Regions from separate parts of the Homo sapiens genome. Here region 1 is linked to region 2. A link is an interaction called in ENCODE POLR2A ChIA-PET data of the cell type or tissue named here. Cell type or tissue: IMR-90. All regions are shown on one strand. Each heading gives the region's core, and the rest is flanking DNA. Links, peaks and the distances in the headings are about the cores only. Region 1 overlaps OR3A2 (olfactory receptor family 3 subfamily A member 2). Region 2 has its middle 5.3 kb from the start of OR3A3.

Region 1 (13,328 bases), core at 96-2,595, 120 kb after region 2:
TGGGAGAGAATTGCAAGTGGAGGGGGTTAGGACCAAACGTGGTACACAGAATGGGAAATGAGAAAGAATGGAGGAATTGGATAAGATGCCTTGAGAGTATTGAAAGATCAGAGGAAGAAAGCGGGGGCATAAAATAAGTGGGTCACACATGAGAGATGTGGGCTTCCCATTCTATGTTTTCCAGCAATAACCAATTCCAGCACTCCTGATGCCATCATTGTAGTCCGTCTTCTCTACTAAGAAGGAAGTGATTGATATTTTAAGTTATGCTAAGTGTACAAAAAAAGTACACCAAGGACTCGTTTTCTCTTTCTCTAAACAGAGGTGCTCCTAGGATGTCAGGAAGAAGGTTTACTAGATGAGAAAACACAGAAGAAAAGAGTGCTGGGTATTTTCTCCAGCTACGTATCTAAAATGTCATCAAAATTTGTGACGAACTGCCCAACTTAACACTCCCTACCTTTTGAGTCATGCTGGCTGACGGCGTCAATAGACACAGGAAAAAGATGCCTTTTTCTGATTTATTGCATCATCAGACAAACTTCAGGGACACAAAGAGTGAGTCTTCTTCCAGGGTCAAGAAGACCGTTGGGGAAGACCTGGGATGTGGTTCTCATCTCATCCCTTCTCTCATTCACGACACGCTTGACCTTGAATAAGTTGATGAGTTCCTCTGGGTCTGTTCTTGACCAAAAGCACTAGGTTATATTAAGGTTCTTCCACTGCGAGATTTCTCTGAGTCTGTTAGTTTGAATGAATAGAAAGACTGTATCTGTTTACCCTGAGGGAGCTACCACACCTTCCACCATCACTTCTTTGGCTACATTTAACCCCTGCAGCAAAACTGAGCCTGCTGTTTATCTCCAAAGATCTGGTGCCTCTGGCATTTCTTCAGCTGGCTCTTTACTTCAAGCCTCAAGGAGAGATTTCGGTCTTGGCCTTGCCACTAGGGTGGAATGGAGCCACTGGGTCCAGCATCATAGACAATGGCCAAAGGCCTGATTCCCAGGTCCCTGTTCACCCTCCAGGATCACACGGTTTCTTTATCAATTTGGGAGATTCCATTTCATTTGGAATTTTTCTCCCCTTTTATATTTCAAACTGGAAATCTCCTTGCTACTTAAAAATTCTATTATCCATGTAATACATCATGTTGTAAATGTACAAACAGTACAGAACATCACCACCCTTCCGCACCATCCGCACAGTAATCTTATCTTTAAAAGTAACTACTGTTAATAGTTTCATGTTTAGCTTTCCAAATGAACACACACAAACACACACTCACACACACAAACACACCCACATTCAAAACCATACTGTGTTGTAATCTGACTTTTCTCTGTCTATATTGCATAGTATAATTCTTACATGTGAGCCTACAAATCTATCTTACCCATTTTAAAGGCTGCATAATATTCCATTTATGTAAAATTATAATCTATTTAACCACACCCCATTGATGTAATTTAGTTCCTATTTTTGCGACTGCCAATAATACTGAGATTAGTATTTATATATATAGCTGAGTATCTGAAATTATTTCCAGTGGCTAAGTTCATGAACGTAGTTTGTGTGTTTGTGTATAAGTACGTGTTCACTATCAGAAATACAAATGCAAAGTTAAAGTTTAATAAGTATTCTGCCTTTGTATTTGCCAAAAAATGTACAGCATTTTACATCCAGATTGGCAGTGTATGCAAATGCTTGTTGCTTCACATCTTTGACCTCATTGGATGTTATATATATATCTTTTTATATTTGAAAACTAGATGAAATACTGTATTATTTTTAATTTGAATTTCTTTGATTATGGGTGTGGTTGAACACATTTTTATGTACAGTCATGTGTCACTCTACAACGGGGATACATTCTGAGAAATGCATTGTTAGGTGATTGTGTTGTGCAAACATCGCTTACCCCTGTGTAAGAATGTACTTGCACAAACCTAGGTGGTATGGCCTACTGAACACCTAGGCTATATGAAATAGCCTGTTAATAGCCTATTGCTGTGACCACTGCCATGTATGCAGGCTTTGTTGACCAAAACATCATTATACAGCTCATAACTGTATTTATTTGTTATTTGTATTTCTTCTTTGCAGATTTCTTTTTCTTTTTTTGTCTTTTTTTTTTTTTTTTTTTGCCCTTTTGGTGATAGTTTATCTTTTTGTAAATGATTGGTAGAAACCTTTTCTGTTTTAAAATGGTAATTCTTTGCCATATATGTTGCTAACATATTTCCTAATTTCCCATTTGTCTTTAATTTTGTTTAGAGTAACTGCTGCCCAAATTAATTTTATATTTTATGACCTTTATCTTCTTTGTTTTATGTCATGCTTAGGAAAAAGAGCTTTTTCATCTAAATGCTGTATAAATATGTGTCTGATGTTTTTCTAGTATTTTTACATTTCTTTTTAAGTCAAATATTTAATATATTTAGAGCTTATTGTTATGTATGCTCTAATTTTTTCCTAGTAGATAACAATTGTCTCAACACAATAATTTTATTATAAAATTTAATATAAGCTCGATTACATATACAGTATATTGATATTATATATATATAATAGAAAAACATAAATTCAGCAAAAGTAAAAATATTTTAACTGAGACCAATGCTGCCACCCACGAAGCAAGTTTGCAGTTCAAGCCTCGCCAAGAGAATTACCTATCAAACATGGGAAATGACACGTGATAAATAATGTAATTGAGAATCTCCAGCAGAACTGAATATTCGTAATGTCCAGGATACAGTCCAGAATTAATATATGAAGAATCAAGAAAATGCAACACATTCTCCAGAGAAAAGAAAATCCAGCAAGTCCAACTCTGAAATGAACTAGATGTTGACACTAACAGACGAAAATTTTAAATGGCTGTTATAATTACCCCAAATTAGGTAAAAAATTAAACATGTTTTCAAGGAATGAAAATCTCAGCAGAGATATAGACACAATACCGCGTACACATGGATGCAGAGTGGAAGGATAGACAATGGAAAATCAGAAATGGGAGTGGGTGGGAGGGGGGTGGATGATGAGAATAAATTACTTAATGGGTACAATGTGCATTATTTGAGTGATGGGAACCCTAAACACCCTGACCTGACCACTCTGCACTCTGTGGATGTATCAGAAATGTGGGTGGGTAGGAGGGGGGTGGATGATGAGAAATTACTTAATTAGTACAGTGTACATTATTTGAGTGATGTCCCCATCCCAAGATCTCAAACTTTAAAGTCTCCTTTACCATATAAAGTAGATTCCAGGGTTTAGGTTGGATATCTCTGGGGCCCATTCTTCTACCTACCACAAGATGGATTAAAGACTTAAATGTAAGACCTAAAACCATAAAAACCCTAGAAGAAAATCTAGGCAATACCATTCAGGACATAGGCATGGGCATGGACTTCATGTCTAAAACACCAAAAGCAATGGCAACAAAAGCCGAAACTGACAAATGGGATCTAATGAAAGAGCTTCTGCACAGCAAAAGAAACTACCATCAGAGTGAACAGGCAACCTACGGAATGGGAGAAAATTTTTGCAATCTATCCATCTGACAAAGAGCTAATATCCAGAATCTACAAAGAACTTAAACAAATTTACAAGAAAAAACAACCCCATCAAAAAGTGAGCGAAGGATATGAACAGACACTTCTCAAAAGAAGACATTTATGCAGCCAACAAACATGAAAAAAATCTCGTCATCACTGGTCATTAGAGAAATGCAAATCAAAACCACAATGAGATACCATCTCACACCAGTTAGAATGGCTATCATTAAAAAGTCAGGAAACAACAGGAAACAATAGATGCTGGAGAGGATGTGGAGAAATAGGAATGCTTTTACACTGTTGGTGGGAGTGTAAACTAATTCAACTATTGTGGAAGACAGTGTGGCGATTCCTCAAGGATCTAGAACTAGAAATACCATTTGACCCACCAATCCCCTTACTGAGTATATACCCAAAGGAATATAAATCATTCTACTATAAAGACACATGCACATGTATGTTTATTGTAGCACTGTTCACAATATCAAAGACTTGGAACCAAGCCAAATGCCCATCAGGGACAGACTGGATAAAGAAAATGTGGCACATATATACCATGGAATACTATGCAGCCATAAAAAAGGATGAGTTCATGACCTTTGCAGGGACATGGATGAAGCTGGAAACCATCATTCTCAGCAAACTAACACAAGAACAGAAAACCAAACACCACATGTTCTCACTCATAAGTGGGAGTTGAATAATGAGAACACATGGACGCAGGGACGGGAAGACCACACACCAGGGCCTCTTGGGGGGTGGGGGGCAAGGGGAGGGATAGCATTAAGAGAAATACCTAATGTAGAAGACAGGTTGATGGGTGCAGCAAACCACCATGGCACACGTATACCTATGTAACGAACCTGCACATTCTGCACATGTACCCCAGAACTTAGAGTATATTTAAAAAGAGAAAATCTACTTCATAGAATTGTGAAGACTGAGACTCCAGGCTTGTTGTGTTCTTAGCATGTTACCATGTACATGACAAACACTCATAAATGGTTCCTGTTTGTCTGTGTTTGTTTTGTTGTTGTTGTTGTTTGGGAGGGATTCTCACTCTATAGCCCAGGCTGCAGTGCAGTGGTGCGATCACGGCTCACTGCAGCCTCCACCTCCTGGGCTCAAGCGATCCTTTCATTTCAGCCTCCAGAGTAGCTGGGACTACAGGCCCGCACCACTGTGCCTGACAAATTTTTGTTATTTTTTGTAGAGATGGGGTTTTACCATGTTACCCAGGCTGGTTTTGAACTTCTGGGCTCAAGCGATCCCCGCCTCAGCCTCCCAGAGTGCTAAGATTACAAGTTTGAGTCACCACACACAGCCACAGATACTCATAATTGTTATCAATTCATATGTAGATAAATTGTTGAACCTCTATTAGCAACTTAATGAATGTAATGTTCACAGCAGTGCTCTGTGAGGAAGGATATCTCATTTTACAGATGAGGAAACTGAGGCCCCAAAACTGACTTTGCAGCTTGTACAAAGTCAAACCACTAATAATCAGAAGAACAGGTTTGTCTATTCTGCTTTTTCTACTGCACCACAACTCCCTGGTGGGAGAAGAAGGAGCCCTCTCTCTTAGGCGAGGGAATGTTAGTGGGAAGAGGAGTCAGAGGAACACACGCCTACATCTTCCCACAGCTTCTGTTCATTAACCTGCCACCTTCACCAGGCCTCTCAATTCCTCAGGGCCGGACTTAGAAAATCATGTTGATAGGCACCTTCCCAGTAGTCCTGCTAGCATCATAGGGCTCATCTCCCACCACCTCTAGAATCATTATAGGATCCCCAAGACACAGTCCAAGTGTCCCCCACTAACAAGTCCCCAGGAGAGAAAGCGCCTCACTACTGAGGGCTCAACAGGAAACCGGCTTTGAAGAAAGCTTTTCCCTCTTATCTCCCTTCTGGGGCCTCCTCCTACCTCCCCAGGTCCAAGACAAGTTCAGGAATTGGCTTGTTTCTGCTCAAATGCCCTGGTTGATATCTGGGAAAGAAAATATCCCCTTAGAAAGCCCATATAGAGTCTCCAGCTGCACCTCTCCCTTCCTGGGGGACTTTGAGGACATAGGCAAGTCCTGTAGGCCTCAGTGACCCACATTAAGCAGAGCGGACATCATCTGCCGTAACAACCTGCCCACAAAGCCAGGGCTAGAGGCAAAGCCTTCCTTGTGAGAAAGTCTAAATACCAGAAGGGGTGAGGCATCGTTGCCATGAGTATGAAGGGCCTGAGGTGTCTCCTTTTCCGTGTCTCTCCCCCCATCCTTCTCTCTCCTAGGAGAGCCAGTTTCTGAGTGCCCCAGAGGAGAATGCTGTAGTGAACACAGCCCTGTACAGAGAAGACAGCAGCTTGATTCCTCTCATTTCTCAGTCATTAGCCCCTCACTCGCTCTCCGGGAGGATAACGGGGTGTGCGCAGCTCCTCCCCTTCTTTCCTGAAGAAACCTCAGTGGCTTCCGTGCCCTTGCCAGGGTGAGTGTTCTCCTGAGTCCTTCCTCTGCTCCTGCAAGATAGAGAAGGGGCTTCTGTTGCCATCAGCTTAGTAAGCCTGGTGCGATGGATGCCCCTGACAGGGAAAGCCATTTAGGGGAAGACCTGGCACTACAGCCCGGAGGTCCTGGGTTCTTTTGTGGTTTTCCCCGTGCTCGCCTCTCTCAGATGAAGCCTGCTGCCTGTTAGCATGAGTGTGAGGAGACTCGCTCAGACCAGTTCACTGCCCGCACCCACTGCATCAGGCAGCGGGGAACCCTCGCTCCAGCGAAGTCCTTGAGCCTCGTCATGTTGGGCGCGTGAGGGATGGGCTGGAGTTCCAGAGCAGGGAGCTGTCACAGCTCGTAAGGGGAGCCTCGAGAGTGGTCGTGCAGGAGGGCTCCCCAGTGGGCCTCGTGGGGACCCTGTCAGACCCTCTGGATGTCTCGGTGACCTGAGGTCATCCCAGAATCCCCCTGGTTTTAAGCAATTGTATCTCTAGCTGTCTGAGGGTTGGCAACAGCTGTTTAGTGGTTCTTCTACCCCTGACCATGACTTACTTGTCTGTAAGGTGTGGCCCCTCCTAAGGGCCGTATTGTTTTGGGAGGTTTAAGTAAAAAGAAGATGTGGACTGGTCCATGACCTGCTTGTCCTGTTAACACAGAGGAGTCCCTGCCACAGCCTTGAACCCTGCACTTAACCTGGACCTCCCCTAAAGCACACTAAGCCATGACAAATTCCAGTGTGTCCAGAAAGTCTTCCCTGAGAACTCTAGCTCATACTGATGATATCGTACACATTTTAACCATCCATTTATTTAAGAAATATTGGATACCGGCCGGGCGCAGTGACTTACGCCTGTAATCCCAGCACTTTGGGAGGCTGAGGTGGGCGGATCACCTGAGGTCAGGAGTTCGAGACCAGCCTGATCAACATGGAGAAACCCTGTCTCTACTAAAAATACAAAGTTAGCTGGGCGTGGTGGCGCATGCCTGTAATCCCAGCTACTCAGAAGGCTGAGGCAGGAGAATCGCTTGAACCCAGGAGGCAGAGGTTGCAGTGAGCCGAGGTCATGCCATTGTACTCCAGCCTGGGCAAAAAGAGCAAAACTCTGTCTCAAAAAAAGAGAAAAATATGAAATATTGGGTACCTATGTGTAAAGTGTTATGATGATTATTGCTATTGAAAATGAATCAAACATATTCTGTCCTCAAGTCACTTACAGAGACAGACTCTATAAAGAAGTGACTCACCCAAAATGTAAACAGTCATAAATTCCAAGAAATGGTGTATATTGATAGTTTAGGGGGTGAGGAGAGAGAGAGAGAGAGAAAGAGACAGAAGAGGAGAGCAGAAGAGAGGAAGAAGGAGAGAGAGATTCTTTTTAGATGGAGAAGTTTCAAGGAAGGATTAATTCATCAGTCAGCATTTGAGTCAAGTTGTGAAATATCTGGGCATGTGCCGTTGGAGGGAAACCATTGCAGGTGGGGAAAACAGCATGAGCAAGGAGCTGGAAGATCACAGGGTTGCTGTCCAATGCTTCTGTTAAAATGGACCTGACAGGAAAAAGGGAAGTAGTCAACTATCCTTTAATATAACATATGTAAAGAGCTATCACCCTTTGATTTGTTGATTTGCAAAGCATTATCAGTTACCACCTCTGTCAGTGATAATCAGGCCAGAGGATGATTTCTGCCCTCCTCCAAGTCATGTGATCTTAGAACTTTAAGGACCTCTTGGAGATCACCGCATCCACATTCTCACCCATGTGGCATCCCCTCTGCAGCTTCCCCGTGGCCTGAGCACACACAGTGGAGACCTCATTTGGAAGGCTGGTCATCGAGACAGCCTCACATTGGAGACATCCCCTTGCTGTAGAGACTCCAGTGAGATGCACGTTATCCACATGAAACTGCGGGTCAGTCTTTAGAGACTATCTTGACTCTTTTTTTTGAGACAGAATCTCAGACGGAGTCGCCCAGGCCGGAGTGCAGTGGCGCGATCTCAGCTCACTGCAACCTCCGCCTCCCGGGTTCAAGTGATTCTCCTGCCTCAGCCTCCGGAGTAGCTGGAACTACAGGTGCCCACCACCACACCTGGCTAATTTTTTGTATTGAATGGGGTTTCACCGTGTTAGCCAGGATGGTGTCAATCTCCTGACCTCGTGATCCACCCACCTCAGCCTCCCAAAGTGCTGGGATTACAGGTGTGAGCCACTGCACCTGGCTGAGATTACCTTGATTCTAAGCGTAGGTGGAGGAGTCTTTGTGGAAGTGGCTGGATCACCTAAAAGGGCTGGTGACCTTCATGTCCGGTATGGAGAAAAACAATGAAGAGGGAAACAAGCCATCATCATGCCTCCCAGGCTGCAAATCTGGCAGAGTTCTCTGTCCTGGCTGGGCATTAGAACCACCTGGGAGGCGCTAAGGAAACACCCATACCCAGGTACCACCAATTAAACCAATTAAATCAAAATTCTTGGTGAAAGGCCTGAGCATCAGTATTTTCTTCTTAAAGCATCCCAGGTGATTCCAATAAGCATGGGGACTAAGAATCTAATTTAACAGAGTTGGAAATCGAGGCTGGAAATACCACCAAACCTTTGCAAGGTATCTTAAATTTTTGTAACTTTTCTGTGTGTCATTTTATAAAGTATTTCCTGCTCTCCCTTCAGGGTTATCAGTAAAAGTAAAATGAGAAAACAAAACAAACAAACAAAACTCTTAATTTGAGGGGGTGGCAAGAAAGAGCTAGTCGTTGGAAGTATCTGCTCAGTTAAATGCTAAGACAGCAGTGATCAGGTGGGTGCTTTGAAAAATGCTGATGCTGCCGGGCGCGGTGCCTCACGTCTGTAATCCCAGCACTTTGGGAGGCTGAGGCGGGTGGATCACAAGGTCAAGAGATCGACACCATCCTGGCCAACATGGTGAAACCCCATCTCTACTAAAAATACAAAAAAATTAGCTGGGCGTGGTGGTGCATGCCTGTAGTCCCAGCTACTGAGGAGGCTGAGGCAGGAGAATCTCTTGAACCTGGGAGGCGGAGGTTGCAGTGAGCCGAGATCGTGCCACTGCACTCCAGCCTGGTGACAGAGGGAGACTCCATCTCAAAAAAAAAAAAAAAAATCCTGATGCCTGGGTATTATCTTGGGAGATTCTGATTTAATCGGCCTGTGGGTAAATTCTGGACAACAGGAGTTTTGGGGGCTCCCACATAAATCTAATGTGCAGCCAAGGTTGATACTGGCTGTAAGTCACTTGTTCCAGGATTGTGAGTACATTTTCCCTTGACTTCCCTAGTCAGTGCTCACCAGAGGCTGAGGAACTGCTGATAATGCCGGCTTCTTGCTTTTAAAGTCCCACCTAAACACTGCACAGTCAGCCTGCCCGGATGGCTTCTCATTCACTCCTGCCTCTTCTGCTTTCCAGATCTTAGTGAGACCAGTTAAGACCGTGCCACCAACCCGTGCACTCAATTCCCACTTTTATGAACAAAGGATTTAAACATCATTTTGGTGACCACACCCCTAGGCAGTCATATCAGTCATACTGCTGCTACAGCATTTCTGATTTCTGGAACCTCCTTAATCATTCCTGCCTCTGCATTTCACTGCCCCAGCTCAGGCAATCATCACTGTTCCCCTCCAGCTGCTTCCCATCCTCTGATTCCAGTCTATTCTATGCAAGGGAGTAACATTGCTTTTAAAGAACCTCTGGCCTGGCTTATTCCATGGGCAATAGAGACATTGATGTTTTTTGATCTGGAGTAGGATATAAAATCTGAAAGATGGGCTGGGCGCAGTGCCTCACGCCTGTAATCCCAGCACTTTGGGAGGCCGAGGCGGGCGGATCACCAGGTCAGGAGATCGAGACCATCCTGGCTAACACGGTGAAACCCCGTCTCTACTAAAAATACAAAAAAATTAGCCGGGCGTGGTGGTGGGCGCCTGTAGTCCCAGCTATTCAGGAGGCTGAGGCAGGAGAATGGCGTGAACCCAGGAGGCGGAGCTTGCAGTGAGCCGAGATCGCGCCACTGCACTCCAGCCTGGGTGACAGAGCAAGACTCTGTCTCAAAAAAAAAAAAAAAATCTGAAAAATGACTTCAGCGTGGTTTTCCAAGTACATGCCTTCGTCATTTCAGGATGTATCATTAGAGCCATTGGTCAACCTACCGTGCCTAAGTCAAGGACAAGGGAAGGACAGTGACTGTGCAATGCAGAATGTAACTGCACCTGGCGGCAACCAACCCACAGGCTATGACCACAACTTTGGTTTTAGAGAGGAATAGCAGATAATACACACAGAAAAACATCATTTTACAGTAAGTCATTAGTCAAAGTCCATTGTAGGGGCTTAAGTAACAATAACATTAACAATTTATTGAACAAGAAATGTTGAGTTGATACTTCAGAGTGTGGTCCCTCACCTTGAAGAAATGTACTTGGCTGGTCTTTCTGATATCCACAATCATGAATACCTTCTCTCTGATTCTTGCTACAGCTTTGCTTGACCTTTATTATGTCTAGAAGCCTTTAAACCTAGGTGTTTTTGTTTTGTTTTGTTTTGTTTTGTTTGAGATGGAGCCTCGCTCTGTCACCCAGGCTGGAGTACAATGGTGCAGTCTTGGCTCACTGCAACCTCCACGTCTCGGGTTCAAGCGATTCTCCTGCCTCAGCCTACTGAGTAGCTAGGATTACAAGTGCCCCCCACCACACGAAGCTAATTTTTGTAGTAGAGATGTGGTTTCACCATGTTGGACAGGCTGGTCTCAAACTCCTGATCTCAGATGATGCACCCGCCTTGGCCTCCCAAACTGCTGGGATTACAGGCGTGAGCCACCACGCCCAGCCTGGGTTATGTTTTTAAATGCATTCTACTTTCTCTGGATTTCTATTTTGAAACCTGCTTATTAGTTTGGGATGATCCCTCAGAGAGCAATAGGAAAACTTCATCTAAATCTAACTATATTCATAGAGGAAGCCTTGTATGTTTTTTAAAACAAAGTTTTTGTCTATATTTAAGGTACAGAACATGATGTTATGAGATACTTGTAGTTAGTAAAATGGTTACTATAGTGAAACAAATTAACATATTCATCATCTCACATAGTTACCCATTTCCCCCCTGTGGCGAGGACAGCTGTAATCTACTCAGCAAAAATCCTGAATGCAATACACTTTATTAACTATAGTTCTCATGTTGTTCCAGGTATTCTGACCTTTTCAGCTAGCAGAGGATGAGGAGGACAAGGTGGTGGTGTCATTGGGCATGTCAACCAAGAGCAAGGTAAAGGCATTGAGGTGATGGAGGAGGTCAACGAGTGAGGGATGGCCTGGGGACTCGCCACGGGGCTTTGAACATAAATGGTTTAAAATATTAATGTTGAATAAGTGAACTGAGTGAACTGATACCTCCCCTGCTGGGACATGTCCTTACAGAAACTCATGGAGCCAGAAGCTGGGACCAATAGGACCGCTGTTGCTGAGTTCATTCTACTGGGCCTAGTGCAAACAGAAGAGATGCAGCCAGTTGTCTTTGTGCTCCTCCTCTTTGCCTATCTGGTCACAACTGGGGGCAACCTCAGCATCCTGGCAGCCGTCTTGGTGGAGCCCAAACTCCACGCCCCCATGTACTTCTTCCTGGGGAACCTGTCAGTGCTGGATGTCGGATGTATCACTGTCACTGTTCCTGCAATGTTGGGTCGTCTCTTGTCCCACAAGTCCACAATTTCCTATGACGCCTGCCTCTCCCAGCTCTTCTTCTTCCACCTTCTGGCTGGGATGGACTGCTTCCTGCTGACCGCCATGGCCTATGACCGACTCCTGGCCATCTGCCAGCCCCTCACCTACAGCACCCGCATGAGTCAGACAGTCCAGAGGATGTTGGTGGCTGCGTCCTTGGCTTGTGCCTTCACCAACGCACTGACCCACACTGTGGCCATGTCCACGCTCAACTTCTGTGGCCCCAATGAGGTCAATCACTTCTACTGTGACCTCCCACAGCTCTTCCAGCTCTCCTGCTCCAGCACCCAACTCAATGAGCTGCTGCTCTTTGCTGTGGGTTTCATCATGGCAGGCACACCTTTGGTTCTCATCATCACTGCCTACAGCCACGTGGCAGCTGCAGTTCTACGAATCCGTTCAGTGGAGGGCCGAAAGAAGGCCTTCTCCACGTGTGGCTCCCACCTCACCGTGGTTTGTCTTTTCTTTGGAAGAGGTATCTTCAACTACATGAGACTGGGTTCAGAGGAGGCTTCAGACAAGGATAAAGGGGTTGGAGTTTTCAACACTGTTATCAACCCTATGCTGAACCCTCTTATCTACAGCCTCAGAAACCCTGATGTTCAGGGTGCTCTGTGGCAAATATTTTTGGGGAGGAGATCACTGACCTGAGAGGTAATGGGGTCCCTCCTTTCCTGCCTTTTCTGGACTGAGGAAAATTTCCCATGAAGACAGTAACCAGGAAAAATTCAGCCACAACTATTTTTCCTATCTCCTGATGCTTGAAGATCGGTGTTACATATTTGTCCTACTAGGAAACCCTACATAATTTATTCATTCAACAAATACTTATTAGAGTACCTCTATGATCTGGACAGTCTTCCAAGGCATTGGTGGACAAAATGGACAAAAGTCTCTGCACTCATGCAACTCACATGCTATAAAAGTAGACAAAGTAAATAAGCATCATATATACCACATGATGATAGTTTCTATAGAGATGAACAAAGATGTTAATATGAAGTCAGGTTCTGCCAAGCAAGCCCTGTGCAAGTTTTACCCTGTTTTTGGCTGTGCCTACTTTCTGGATAGAGTTAAAGCCTTGTAGTTCTGTGTGCCTGGCAAGCAGCATTCTACAAAGAATGTCCAGTCGGTCAATCACAGCCTAAGTGACCAAAAGTATTTCTGCAATATTTCTGGTGAGGACATGAGATTCCCTGCAGATCAGAATAGGGGAAAATTTTTTGTTTGTTTCTTTGTTTTGTTTTGTTGTTGTTTTGTTAAAAACTTGTTAAAAAGTTTTTTAAAAAAACCAAAACCATAGGCCTAGTGCAATGGATTATTTCATTCATTTGTTTGCCTTTCACCTTCATTTTCTTCTCTCCGCTACCACAAAAGAATCCTGCTGGATGTTGACTGGGCGCAGGGTGGCTGACGCCTGTAATCCCAGCACTTTGGGAGGCCGAGGCGGATGGATCACGAGGTCAGGAGATCGAGACCATCCTGACTAACATAGTGAAACCCCTTCTCTACTATAAATACAAAAACAAAATTAGCCGGTGTAGTGGTGGGCGCCT
Region 2 (8,686 bases), core at 407-2,906:
CCAGGCGCAGTGGCTCACGCCTATGATCCCAGCACTTTGGGAGGCCGAGGCGGGCAGATCACCCGAGGTTGGGAGTTCGAGACCAGCCTGACCAACATGGAGAAACCCCCTCTTTACTAAAAATACGAAATTAGCCAGGCGTGGTGGCACATGGCTGTAATCCCAGCTACTTGGGAGGCTGAGGCAGGAGAATCGCTTGAACCCAGGAGGCAGAGGTTGCAGTGAGCCAAGATCACACCACTGCACTCCAGCCTGGGGAACAAGAGCGAAATTCCGTCTCAAAAAAAAAGTCCCCTCAGCCCCCATCTTTACACAATTCTGGGAGACATTGTGTATGCTCTGGGTCAATCCAATCTCTAGTGTTCATAGTGGGGACTTGCGTAATATGTTGTTAGTAAGGGACAATTTTTCTTTCTCTGCCTCACCCTCTTCATAAATCAGTCTTGCTCTTGGGGACTAGCTCCCAAATAAATAACTTCACTCTTGCTCCCTGAGATGACTTCCTGCTTAAACCACACACACACACATACACATACACACACACATCTTCTCTCAGGCTCTTCTTTGGTGGGAACCAAACTAAGACAATTGGTTTTGGGAGGGATTCTGGAACTGGAGCATTCACCACTGTTGGAGTAAGTGGGGTTTGTGATAAGCCCTAGCATGTGATAGCATCACAATTACCAAGACTCACTTGTGGTAGTTTGGGATGAGGTACAGGTAGACGGAGAAACACTGTGTCATGTGTTAGCTCCAGCAAGTTAATGTTATAAGAACCATGGTAGTTATTAGAATTAGGATTTTTTTTGAGACAGAGTCTCACTCTGTTATCCAGGCTGGAGAGCAGTGGTGCAATCATAGCTCACTTGCAGGCTCAAGCGCTCCTCCTACCTAAGCCTCCTGAAGAGCTGGTGCATGTCACCACACCTGGTTAAAAAAAATTAAAAAAAAAAATCTATTACAAACCCATACCCACCATCATACCGAACGAGCAAAAGCTGGAAGCTTTTTTTTAATTTTTATTTTTTGTAGAGATGGGATTTTGCTATGTTGCTCAGACTAGTCTTGAACTCCTGGGCTCAAGCAATCCTCCAGCCTCAGCCTCCCAAAATGCTGAGATTGCAGGCATGAGCCACTGTGCCTGGCCTGGAGTTTTAAGAATAGGGATAGCTTTTGTTAACTTCCTTGGAAGCCTGGAAGAAATAGAATGATAGGTCCAGGTTAGTCAACTATCAACTTAGGGTTTATTTTGTAAAAGCCAGAAAATATCCATGGCAACATTTAATGAAACGTTAATCTTCTACAACCATTGACACACGGTGTTGAAAATCAGGCCTGAGACTTAATTCTAAGGGTGCAAGAGCTACTAAGGAGGCAGCACATGTAGCTTAGGTAGGTCTCCTATGCTAAATTACAGACCCTGGGAAGGAAAGAGTGAGACCTTGAGTCTTGTTTGAGTGGATGAACATGAGAATTTTGAATCCTCAGACTCCCCGGAATTCACTTGCTGGGGCAGAAGTATCCCTTCCCCTTGCTAGAAATGAGCAACCTCCTTTTGCCTGAAGACCATGCAAACACCCTATGTGAGGAAGAAGTCTCACAAGATGATTTTTGTTGTCCTCCAGAACTACTTCCATGTCTCCCAGTGCCTCCAAAATAGTTAGGATCAGACAATCACTCAAAACCATGTAACTCCATGGAAATTAAACAACATGATTCTGAACAACTGTTGAATAAATAATGAAATCAAGGCAGAAATCAAGAAGTTGTTTGAAACTAATGAGAACAAAGATACAACACACTGAGTGTGGTGGCTCATGCCTGAAATCCCAGCACTTTGGGAGGCCGAGGTGGGAGGATCACTAGAGGTCAGGAGTTCGAGACCAGCTTGGCCAACATGAAACCCCATCTCTACTAAAAATTCAAAAAAGTAGCCAGGCATGGTGGTGGGCACCTGTAATCCCAGCTACTCAGGAGGCTGAGGCAGGAGAATCACTTGAACCCGGGAGGCAGAGATTGCAGTGAGCCAAGATCATGCCACTGCACTCTAGGCTGGGCGATAGGGTGAGACTCAGTCTCAAAAAGAAGATATAACATACCAGAATCTCTGGGCCACAGCTAAGGCAGTATTAAGAGGAAAATTCATAGCACTACATGCTGACATCTGAAAGTTAGAAAGATCTCAAATTAACAACCTACCATCACAAATGAAAGAATTAGAGAAGCAAGAAAGAATCAACGCCAAAACTGGGAGAAGACAAGAAATTACCAAAATCGGAGTTGAACTGAAGGAAATTGAGACACGAAAAACCATTCAAAAGATCAACAAATAGAGGAGTTGATTTAAAAAAAAAATGAATAAGATAGGCCACTAGCTAGCCTAATAAAGAAGAAAAGAGAGAAGATCCAAATAAACACAATTAGAAATGATAAAGGGAATATTACCACTGACCCCACAGAAATAAAAATAACCATCAGAAATTTCTTCAAATACCTCTGTACAAACAAACTAGAAAACTTAGAAGAGATTGATAGATTCCTGGCCATCTACACTGTCCTGAGACAAACAGGAAGAAATTGATGCCCTGAATAGACCAACAATGAGCTCTGAAATTGAGTCAGTAATAAATAGCCTACCAGCCAAAAAAACCCTTGGACCTGATGGGTTCATAGCTGAATTCGACCAGAAGTACAAAGAAGAGCTGGTACTGGTACCATTCCTACTGAAACTGTTCCAAAAAATTGAGGATGAGGGACTCCTTCCTAACTTGTTCTATGAGGCTAACATCATCCTGATAACAAAACTTGGCAGAGATACAACAGAAAAAGAAAATTTCAGGCCAATATCCTTGATGAACATTGATGCAAAAATCCTCAACAAAATTCTGGCAAACTGAGTCCGGCAGCACATCAAAAAGCTTATCCACCATGATCAAGTATGCTTCATCCCCGGGATGCAAGTTTGGCTCAACATACATAAATCAGTAAATGTAATTAATCACATACACAGAACTAAAGACAAAAACTACATGATTATCTCAATAGATGCAGAAAAGGCTTTCAAAAAAATTTAACATCCCTTCATGTTAAAAACTCTCAATAAACTAGGTATTGAAGGAACATACCTGAAAATAATAAGAGCCATCTATTACAAACCCATAGCCACCATCATACTGAATAGACAAAAGTGGGAAGCATTCCCTTTGAAAACTGGCAGAAGACAAGGATGCCGTCTCTCACCACTCCTATTCAACATAGTATTGGAAGTTCTGGCCAGGGCAATTAGGCAAGAGAAAGAAGCAAAGGGCATTCAAATAAGAATAGAATAAGTTAAATCATTCCTGTTTTCAGATTACATAATCCTATATCTAGAAAACTCCATAGTCTTGGCCCAAAAGCATCTTAATCTGAAAGACAACTTCAGTAAAGTCTCAGGATACAAAATTAATGTGCAAAAATCATTAGCATTCCTATACACCAGCAATAGTCAAGCTGAGAGCCAAATCACGAATGCACGCCCATTCACAATTGCCACAAAAAGAACAATATACCTAGGAATACAGCTAACTAGGGAGGTGAAAGATCTCTACAAGGATAACTACAATACACTCCTCAAAGAAATCAGAGACAACACAAATGGAAAAACATTCCATGCTCATGGATAGGAAGAATCAATATCATTAAAATGCCCATACTGCCTAAAGCAATTTATAGATTCAGTGTTATTCCTATTAAACTACCATTGACATTCTTCATAGCATTAGAGAAAACTACTTTAAAATTCATACAGAGCCAGAAAGACAGCCTGAATAGCCAAGGCAATCGTAAGCAAAAAGAACAAAGCCGAAGACATCACGCTACCCGACTTCAAACTATATTCAAACTATACTACAGGGCTACAGTAACCAAAACAGCATGGCACTGGTACAAAAACAGACACACGGGCACCAATGGAACAGAATAAAGAACCCAGAAATAAGACCACACACCAAGAACTATCTGATCTTTGACAGATAGAAACCTCACAAAAACAAGCAATGGGGAAAGGATTCCCTATTCAATAAATTGTGCTGGGATAACTGGAGAGCCATATGCAGGAGATTGAAACTGGACCCCTTCCTTATACCATATACAAAAATGAACTCACTGCTCTTTTTAAACATTGTACTAGGCAGTGAGAAAGGGCAATAAAAAGAACTAAAATGTATACATATTGGAAAGTAAGAAATTAAACCATCTCTATTCATGTTTGTACAGAATCCACAAAATTATCTAAAAAAGGGTTCTAGAACCAGTAATCAAGTTTAGTAAACCCATAGGGTATAAGGTCAACATATTAAAAAGTTTTATTTGTGTATACAAATATATATATAATATTAATATATTAAAATTATATCAAATAGCAATGAACATGTGGAAGTTGAAAAAAATTAAAGTACTCTTTACATAGCACAATATTATTAAATATTTAAGTATAAGTCTTACAAAAATGTGTAAGATCTATGACATGAAACCTGCAACACTGGTTATGGAAATCAAACACTTAAGAAATGGGTAGATACCCAACTTCAAACTATACTACAATCCTGCAACAACCAAAACAGCATGGTACTGGTACAAAAACAGACACACAGACCGATAGAACAGAATAGAGAACTCCGAAATAAGACTGCACACCTACAACCACCTGATTTTCAAAAAACTTGGCAAAAACAAGCAATGGGGAAAGGATTCCTTATTTAATAAATGGTGTTGGGAGAACTGGCTAGCCATATTCGGAAAATTGAAACTGGATCCCTTCCTTACACCTTATACAAAAACTAACTCAAGATGGCTTAAACCCAAAACTATAAAAACCCTAGAAGAAAATCTAGGACATAGGCACAGGCAAAGATTTCATGATGAAAACATCAAAAGCAATGGCAACAAAAGCAAAAAATGACAAATGGGATCTAATTAAACTAAAAAGCTTTTGCACAGCAAAAGAAACTATCATCAGAGCAAACAGACAACCTATAGAATGGGAGAAAACTTTTGCAATCTCTCCTTCTGACAAAAGTCTAATATCTAGCGTCTACAGGGAACTTAAACAAATTTACAAGAAAAAAAACCCATTAAAAAGTGGGCAAAGGACATGAACAGACACTTCTTGAAAGAAGACATACATGCGGTAAACAAACGTGAAAAAAGGCTCAACATCGCTGATCATTAGAGAAAGCAAATTAAAACCACATTGAGATACCATCTCATGCCAGTCAGAATGGCAATTATTAAAAAGTCATGAAACAACAGATACTGGGGAGGCTGTGGAGTGAAAGGAATGCTTTTACACTGTTGGTGGGAATGAAATTAGTTCAACCATTGTGGAAGACAGTGTGGCAATTCCTCAAAGACCTAAAAACAGAAATACCATTTAACCCAGCAATCCCATTACTGAGTATATACCCAAAGGAATATAAATCATTCTATTATAAAGATACATGAATGCGTATATGTTCATTGCATCACTATTCACAATAGCAAAGACATGGAATCAACCCAAATGCTCATCAATGATAGACTGGATAAAGAAATGTGGTAAATATACACCATGGAATACTATGGAATACTATGCAGCCATAAAAAGAAATGAGATCACGTCATTTGCAGGGACATGGATGGAGCTGGAAGCCATTATCCTCAGCAAACTAATGCAGGAACAGAAAACCAAGTACCACATATTCTCACTTATAAGTGGTAGCTGAACAATGAAAACACATGGACACAGGGAGGGGAACAACACACATCGGGGGCTTATAGGGGGTGGGATCAGGGGAGGGAGAGCATCAGGAAAAATAGCTAATGCATGCTGGGCTTAATAACTGGGAGATGGGTTGATATGTGCAGCAAACCACCATGGCCCACATTTACCTATGTAACAAACCTGAGCATCCTGTACACGTACCCCAGAACTTAAAATCAAATAAAAAGAAATGGGTAGATACAACATTTTTACAGATTGGAAAACTCAACACTCTTAAGATGTTGACTCTTCAGCAACTGATCTGGAGAGTTAACAAAATTCTAATAAAAATTCTGACAGAAATTTTTGTGCATGATTTGACAATCTGATTATAAAATTTATGTGTAAAGACAAATACACCCAAAATCAGTTTTGAAAGAGGAGAACAATGTAGAAGGACTAACATTGTCTTGTTTCCAAATTAACTATTAAGTTACAATAATGAGGTAAGTGTAGTATTAGACAAAGGATAGAAATGTAGATGAGTATTGAGGGTATATAATACTATAAAGAGTCCAGAAATAGATCTACTCATGTATCATTCACTGATTATTTATTTATTTATTTATTTATTTATTTATTTATTTATTTTTATTATACTTTAAGTTTTAGGGTACATGTGCACATTGTGCAGGTTAGTTACATATGTATATATGTGCCATGCTGGTGCTGATCATTCACTGATTTTTGACAAAGGTACAGAAGCAATTCAGTGAAGACTAGTCTTCCACAAATGGCGCTGGAAAAATTGGGTTTCCATATGCAGAAGAAATAAAATGTAACCTCAATTTAACATTTAACACTCTACAACGAGTTCAAAGTGGATCACAGGCCTTAATATGTGTGTGAGTGCTAAAGATTCACCACGACATCTGTGGGGTCGTACAAGTCCCAGAAAAGGAGGCAAGGAAGTTATGTAGCAGCAAGGAGCTGAGGTGCTTTCAGTTGCACCCACTAAAGCTAGCTGAAGCCATCGCAGAACTGGTTCCTTCAGCTGTGGCTGAAATACCAGATGAGGCTGAGAGAACCTAAAATAGTGTGTCATAAGTGTCTCCTATAGATCTCAAGGGATGTGTTCTTCTACCAGGTGATGTAACAGTGGCTTCACTGGATTGGAGGTTAAGCCTACCACCCAGTCATTTTTTGGTACTCATGTAAGCCAATATACAAAGAATAGGGTTGTCATTCTGCCTAGTGTGATTGATATTGATTACCAGGGGAAAATTTGGTTGTTCTACACAACTGGAAAAGAGAGGCCCATGTCTAAAATCCTGGAGAATTATTTGGTTGCCACTTAGTATTTCCATGTGCATCAATAAAGTTTAAGAAAAAATATAACAACTTGAGAAAGCAAGGCTTATGGGATGCAGATTTCCTAGGGATGAAAGTTTGCACTGTTACCACTGTGTGGAGAATGTCACCCAGCTGATAATGGCCAAAAGAAAGGGGAACGTAGAACGGGTAGTGGAAGAAAAAAATATAAATGTCCACTGTGGCCTTGTGAGCCATTGTAGGGACAGGAAGAACATGGCATTAGGAGGTAATCTGACATAGGTGGAGAGCGGTTGGCACAATGGTAGTGATGAGTGCTATCAAGTTTTCCTAGAGAGAGAAGGAGATAAAAGTAACTAAGCGGGTGGGAATTTGGGTTTCTTTTTCTGTTTTGGCCTGAGGAAGAATTGAGCATGACCTGAGAGAGCTCATTTTTTCTTCTTTTCATCTCTTTTCTATGTATCTGCTTATGATTGAGTCACAGATGTCTGATCCTGGGGTATTTTTATGGGAAGCTGAGTTTTAGTGAGACGCTACCACCTGGATATCTTTACAAAGCATGTGTCTTTCATAGTGGTTACTCTGCTTAAAGACCATTACCTTTTTGTGTCAATTTATTGTGTAAATGTTATACGTCTAAGATATTTGAGGCCATTCACAGTCTTTTATGGCCATTCTTTTTCAAGTCCCAAAATGTAGGCTGCAGCCACACAGGGCTACTCTCCATTTCCTAAGCAGGCAGTGATTAAGCATCCATCCATGAGCTCCGTCCTCATGATAGCCCTAAATACAGTCAGGTGCGATCAGTGACTGATTACAGTGACAGATGACATGTACGGTAATTAGTTACTGCTGTAGGAGTCTGAGCAAATTTATTCTAGAGAGGTCCAGGGTAATTACTGTGTCTTTAATGAGTTACTCTGGAATCTGGATTCCTCTGGGATGCAGGGTCCCTGAGGCTCAGGGATGGGTAGAAGGGGAGATGTGAGAAGGAGTTGTCCAGACACAGGGGACAACTACAGAGACTGTTACTTTACGTGTCGTAATGGATAAAATGGAGCAGGATGTCAGGTCAGGACTGTGGAGTTACCTTGAGATGCTGGGTGAGTTGGGCAGAAGGGTGAATGAGCTGATTCTTGGTGTCCTTCCAGCCTGAGGGTCTTGATTTCCCAGGTGTAGGATGTTCTGCAGGATATTTTTTCAGTCATAATAACTTTCCTCTTTTCTATGTATTTGCCTCCCACGACTTTCCAACATTCCAGAAGTATTTTAACTAATGTTTTCCAGTTACAGTCATTGGTAATGATAGCACTTACAAATATTTCTTATTGTGCAATATATCCTCACAAGATCCTATCATTTTGGTATAATGACAGCTCTGTGAGGTATGCTTTAATGCAGTCATTCTCAAGCCTTGTTTTGTTTTAAAATTATCTGTGAAGCTTTACAGACAATTTTATGGTTCTCCAGAAGTCAGAACCATAAGCATAGTCTGTCTGTCTGTCTATCTATCTATTAACTAAATATCTATTTATCGTCTCTAATCTATCTCTCTACCTCTAGCTATCTATCATCTATCTATTGTCTATCATCTATCTGTCATCTATCATCATCTATCTATATCTATCTATC

Evidence for each region. Peaks named below come from ENCODE experiments on the same cell type or tissue, not always from the same donor. Only the 100,000 strongest peaks of a DNase experiment are listed, where the experiment ranks them.
Region 1: POLR2A ChIA-PET joins it to region 2 with 12 read pairs; 2 of 35 experiments call an interaction of 5 or more read pairs at or near these places.

Annotation. Positions count from the first base shown.
Region 1 is chr17:3,277,065-3,290,392 of GRCh38, reverse strand. OR3A2 (olfactory receptor family 3 subfamily A member 2) reads left to right here. Exons shown (of 5, transcript NM_002551.5): 3 at 5,842-6,035; 4 at 11,240-11,317; 5 at 11,470-13,328. The coding sequence starts at 11,476. The coding sequence ends at 12,423. Among named protein-coding and RNA genes, the nearest start is that of OR3A1, 15 kb to the left of the region's middle. In IMR-90, for the core only: no CTCF peak of the experiment used is centred there; no DNase peak of the experiment used is centred there.
Region 2 is chr17:3,401,718-3,410,403 of GRCh38, reverse strand. No RefSeq gene overlaps it. Among named protein-coding and RNA genes, the nearest start is that of OR3A3, 5.3 kb to the left of the region's middle. In IMR-90, for the core only: no CTCF peak of the experiment used is centred there; no DNase peak of the experiment used is centred there.